Regions from separate parts of the Homo sapiens genome. Here region 1 is linked to region 2. A link is a loop called in an ENCODE intact Hi-C map of the cell type or tissue named here. Cell type or tissue: psoas muscle. All regions are shown on one strand. Links, peaks and the distances in the headings refer to the core of each region. The heading gives the core; the rest is flanking DNA. Region 1 overlaps LOC105370003 (a long non-coding RNA gene). Region 2 has its middle 240 kb from the start of TBX3.

The links. Peaks named below come from ENCODE experiments on the same cell type or tissue, not always from the same donor. Only the 100,000 strongest peaks of a DNase experiment are listed, where the experiment ranks them.
Region 1: a loop joins it to region 2, with 2.5 times the contacts of the local background. A loop is called at or near these places in 1 of 110 quality-filtered maps.

The regions. Positions count from the first base shown.
Region 1 is chr12:115,439,533-115,442,459 of GRCh38, forward strand. All of the region lies in intron 2 of LOC105370003 (a long non-coding RNA gene), which reads right to left. Among named protein-coding and RNA genes, the nearest start is that of LINC02463, 450 kb to the right of the region's middle. In psoas muscle, for the core only: no CTCF peak of the experiment used is centred there; a DNase peak (open chromatin) is centred at 1,069.
Region 2 is chr12:114,923,504-114,926,430 of GRCh38, forward strand. No RefSeq gene overlaps it. Among named protein-coding and RNA genes, the nearest start is that of TBX3, 240 kb to the left of the region's middle. In psoas muscle, for the core only: no CTCF peak of the experiment used is centred there; no DNase peak of the experiment used is centred there.

The DNA of each region.
Region 1 (2,927 bases), core at 98-2,597, 520 kb after region 2:
TGGAGCTCAGTACACTTCCATCCAAGCTAGCTCATGCTATTTCACAAGGATCAGGCTATATGGATAATTTATTAAGCCAATTTGGAAGGAGGGATTGAAACTGAGAGCAAGGTTAATGACACACCCAGTGGGAATACAATGGGGACGAGGAAGAAGATGCATCTTCTTGAGTCTCAGACTGTTGTTCCATTCGTTCATTCATCCATTCACTCATTCAACATCCTGGGTGCTCACAATGTATCAGGTTCTATGCTAGACCTTGGAGACCCAACTGTGGGTAAGATGTGATCCCCGTTCCCCTTAAGGAGAGGGGGATTCACAAGCTAGAGGGGAAGGAAGACAAAGATATAGATGCCATGACATACAGGCTCTTCTGGAATCTAAGGACCATGCAGACTGATGCAGGCTGCAATGAGAATGATTAGGGATGTGTGGGAACTGAGGGATGTATCTACTCAACCCAGAGAGCTCGGGGAGGGCTTCCTGGAAGAGGTGAGGTCTATACCAGTTTCTCAACTTTGACACTATTGACATTTAGGGCTAGATAATTCTTTGTGGTTGGGGGCTGCCCTGTGCATTGTCGGATGTTTAGCAGCACCCATGGCCCCTACTCATTAGATGTCAATAGCATCATACTCTCTCAAGTTATTACAATCAGACATTGCCAAGCTGTCCCCCAGCAACAAAATCACAATCCCCCCACTGAGAACACTGGTCTAGACAGAGGAGCAAAACAGATACCCTGGAAGGCCTGGACCACTATACTATGTGGCCTTGTGCTGCATGAGCCATGATGGGAGTTTGAATTTTACTCCAGGATCGGTGGAAGCCACCAGAAGATTGAAACTGGGTGAGTGGTATGATCTGGTCTTGCTTTTCAAAAGCTTCTCATTGAATGGATAGGAGGGGCAAGAGTGGCTCAGGGAGATTAGAAGGAAAGTCTTCCACAATGAACCATTCTGGGGCCTGCAAGTGACGGCAGTGAACCTTGCTTGGCACCAGGACTGCAAAGGGGAGCCTTCTCCCTGGTCAAGCCTGGGCCCCCGAGCTGACACATCCTCCTTGGCAGTGGTCCAGGCCCTGAGCCAGGGAGGAGTTCCTCTCCCAGGTCCTCCGGCTCCAGGGGACAATGCTGACATCCCAACCATACCATGACTCAGAGCAAAGGGCCTTTCACTTTCTGGAAAGATCAACTATGGCCCAGTTTTCAAGGAGGATTAGGTGTCAAAGAGAGAACATTGAGCCTTCACTTCAGAACCCAGGCACTGAGTTCACATCAGCCAAAGAAAAGGAACTCAAACCAGACACCTATAATATGCCAGGCAGGGGCCACACCGGACACTTAGCATACTGAACCCCACATTTAAGCATACAGCATGCTGTCCTGTCACATTATCTGCTGTATACATGACCATCTTTCAAGGAATTAGAATAACATGCCCGAACTCTAAACTATTTGAAATGTAATTTCCATGACATTCCTTATAAATATCAATTATCACTGTTCCGAAGGAGGTATTGCCTTCTTAAAGATGAAGAAATAGGCTTAGAGGGGTGACATGAATTGCCCAGATTCACAACAGCTAGGAAGCTGTCCATCTAAGAATAAAATCTGAGCTTATTCCTTGTCACTGGGCTCACATTCAAAGCCCATGAGACTTCACAAATCAACATGTAAAACTATAAGTATTAACACTTCTTAAAATTCTGGACATTGGAATTGTTGGGAACTGTGATGGTTAATACTGCATGTCAACTTGATTGGATTGAAGGATGCAAAAGTATTGATCCTGGGCGTGGTCTGTGAGGGTGCTGCCAAGGGAGATTCATATTTGAGACAGTGGGCAGGGAAAGGCAGACCCACCCTTAATCTGGGTGGGCACCATCTAATCAGCTGCCAGCATGGCTAGAATATAAAACAGGCAGAAAAACGTGAAAAGACGAGACGGGCCTAGCCTCCCAGCTTACATCTTTCTCCCGTGCTGGATGCTTCCTGCCCTCAAACATCGGACTCCAAGTTCTTCAGTTTTGGGACTCAGACTGGCTCTCCTTCCTCCTCAGATTGCAGATGACCTATTTTGGGATCCTGTGATCATGTGAGTTAATACTTAATAAATTCCTATATATATGTAACTAATAGGATATATATATATCTAGTTAGTTCTGTCCCTCTAACTAGTATATATCTAGTTAGTTCTGTCCCTCTAGAGAACTGACTAGTCAGTTCTGTCCTCTCTGTCTCTCTCTCTCTCTCTCTCTCTCTCTCTCTCTCTCTCTCTCTCTCTCTCTATATATATATATATATATATATATATACACATACACACACATATGTAGATATCCTATTAGTTCTGTCCCTCTAGAGTTCCTGATTAATACAGGAACTATCATTATATTTGTCCTTTATTTTTCAAATTTATCAAAAGGAAAAACTTGTGGCAGTAGCCTTGCAGCTAATAAAAACAACAGCAGTGCATACCAGGTATTTGAATGACTATATGACATGCAATACTTCTCTCAATGTTCAGACCCATGCTATGAAGTCAAGGCTACTGTTGTTCACATTTTACAAATTAAAAAATCAAGACTCAAAAAGATCTGACACTAGAAAGTGGCAGGGCCACAATTTAAGGTGAGATCGATCTGACTCCAAAGCCCTCAGGGAACACAGCATGGTTTTTAGTGACTGTCCACACTGTGTGCTTCGTTCTCCTTGGGCTGAAGTCATGGAGACAATTGCAACCAGCAGGAAGAGCATGGGCAAGATACCACCACCTGTGCCCATTGCCTTTCTTTCCTGCAGAATCACAGAGCTTTTATGCAGCACCAGCCAAGAATCCCAGGCTCTCAACTTGGTCTTGGAAAGAGAACAGGCTTTTCCCCAACCCTTTCAGATCTACGATGCTTCTGAAACCTCAGGCACCGAG
Region 2 (2,927 bases), core at 211-2,710:
AATCTCCAATTTGGGATAATTTTGTGTTCAGTTTACAATACAGGAGGCAACTGAGTACATGAGAGTTGAAATTGTTTGTTCCAGGTCACCAACTGAGTCAATTATGTGGGGAATGAGATTGGAATGGGTATTCATTTTATAAGTGGCCTTTCAATTCTTTTTTATATTAAAAATGGCTTTTTGCCTCTTGAGGTAACCTCATTACTGTGTTAGAGTTGGATAATAAATTCTTATGTAATGAAGACTCTGCATATAAACACCCTTTGTTTAATGCTCAGTGCTATTAGAAATTATTATTTGGACTGTTACTCAATTTTTGACATTAACACAATTCCAGCAAGTCTGAACTAACTGATTCATGTGAAACAATAAAAAATGTGTGAGAGCTGAAGTGTCTGGAGGGCTTAGTCAAGAAATACTATTTTTTTTTTTTTTTGAGATGGAGTCTTGCTCTGTCGCCCAGGCTGGAGTGCAGTGGCATGATCTCGGCTTACTGCAACCTCTGCCCCCCAGGTTCAAGCGGTTCTCCTGCCTCAGCCTCCACAGTAGCTGGGACTACTGGCACATGCCACCATGCCCCACTAATTTTTTGTATTTTTAGTAGAGACGGGGTTTCGCCGCATTAGCCAGGATGGTCTCAATCTCCTGACCTCGTGATCCATCCGCCTTGGCCTCCCAAAGTGCTGGGATTGCAGGCATGAGCCACCGTGCCCGGCCAAGAAATGTTCATTTTTATGGACAGAAACTTAGCCTAGTTCAAGTCAGGAGAATTAACTGTAACAGACACCGGATGATATCCCATGCATTCAAGGGTTAGAAACAAAGTTGAGGGGACCCCACAAGTTAGGAATTTGTCATTTGAGCCCTATACAACACATTGTATAGGAAAGCCCACATTGTTATGATATAAAAATAATCACCAGAAACTCATGCACGTATTCCCCAGCAAATCTCTCAGCCCGTTTTACATGAGTGTAACTACTCACTAGTGCATCAATACCTTTGTTGGACACTCCCTCACAGGTTGCCAGATGCTATAGGTATCCGACTATACCATGCAAATGAAATGCAAATGGATTGCAAAGTGAAATTGCAAATCTTGCAAAAGATGCAGGATTTCAGAAAGTGGATGGAAATTTTGCTGGAGAAAGGCTCTAATTACAAGCAAAGCATCTGATGGATGGGAATGTGGTAGCATCAGGCCAGTTGACAGGACAGGTGCTTCAGAAGAGAATGATTTGTGTATCAAAGGATTAAGAGAGGCCCTTAGGAAAATTGATGAAGCCCTCCAGTATTTCTGAAAAAATACCCTCTTTATGATCCTGCTGCAAAAAGTCCAATGTGAAGGGAACATGTCATCTTATGGTATCATATAATTTATGTAAATATATAGTTTCAGAGAACTTGCCAAAACTTGATTTGAACTTTGTTCATTCTAAGAATCAGAACATTGTTGACTTTACAACTGGACGGTTGTTAGATATGATAAAATAACTTGTTTTTATAATTTTCAGTTTGAAGAGTTTTCAATCCCCTAGGGTTCCCTGGAATGTTTTATTAGATTGTGAAGTGTATTGAATATTCCTTGTTCTGAGATGGGGTTGGAGGTTTTGACTTGCCATTCAGCCTTGTTGCTTTAGCTGGCTGGAAACAATTGCTGCGCAAAGTAATATGTGATGGGAGAGCATCAATTCTTGGCACCTGTTTGGGTGCTGGAGTAATAAGGCTACGGCTGCTGCTGCTAACAAAAAACAGTAACAGCAAACATTCACTAGACCTTTATCATGTGCAAAGCCAAATATTTACATGGGCTATGTCATCGAATCCTCAGATCACCCTATAAGGTAACTGCTGTTTTAGACCCATTTAACAGTTGAAGACAGTAAGGTTGAGCAAAGTCAGGCATTTTGTCACTAAGTTTCAACACTTGGTCATTTGGGAAACTAAATCCCTCCTTCACAACCCCCACTTTTTTTTATTGTAGTAATGGCATTTAACATAAGACTTCCCCTTTTATACAAATTTTAAGGGCACGGTACAGTATTGTTGACTCTAGGCACCATGTTGTACAGCAGATTTCTGGAACTTATTCATGTTGCATAACTGAAATTTTACACCCGTTGAATAGCAATTCCCCCTTTTCCCCTGCTCCCTGTCACTGGCATCCAGCATTCTACTCTCATGAGGCACCAAGCCAGTCATGAGGGATCCACCCCCAAGGACCAAACTCCCCACCATGCCCTACCAGGCCCCAACTCCAACACTGGAGATCAAACATTTACATAAGATTTGGAGGAGACAAGTATCCACACTGTATCAGCTGGGGACTCGGGAGAAAACGGCAATAAGCTGGCATTAGTAAGAGCTTGAGCCTGACTTTCTACAGATCTAGTTTCGAATTCTGGCTCTGTCAATTCTTAACCCTGGGACCTTATGCAAGGGTATTCGCCATTCAATGTGGAAAGAATGGCCAGAGACTTTGTAATATTCACAGAGCTAGAAATTGAGCTGGGTTCTGGTCTTGCTTCTTTCACTCTTGAGTGTCAGACCTCATTATCCCCCTACCCCTCAGTGCAGAACCATCATGTACCATCACCATGTGGAATCACTCTTTTCTTTGTGCCCTCTCTTTATCCCCTGCAAACTCCTATGTTTACATTTATTACTTTCCATCTTAGTCTCCCCCATTAGAATATAAGTTTCTTGAATGCAGCTGTGACTTATTCCATGTTTGTACCCCTATGTGGCAGGCAGCCTCTAACGTGACCCTCAATGGATCCCCACTTCCTGGTATTGAATATAATTGTGCAATTCCCTCCCCTTGAGTGAAGAATGGACTTATTGACTCACTCTAATGCATAAAATACAAAAAAAATATGGAATATCACTTTCAAGGTTAGGTTACAAAAAGATAGTGACTTCTGTCT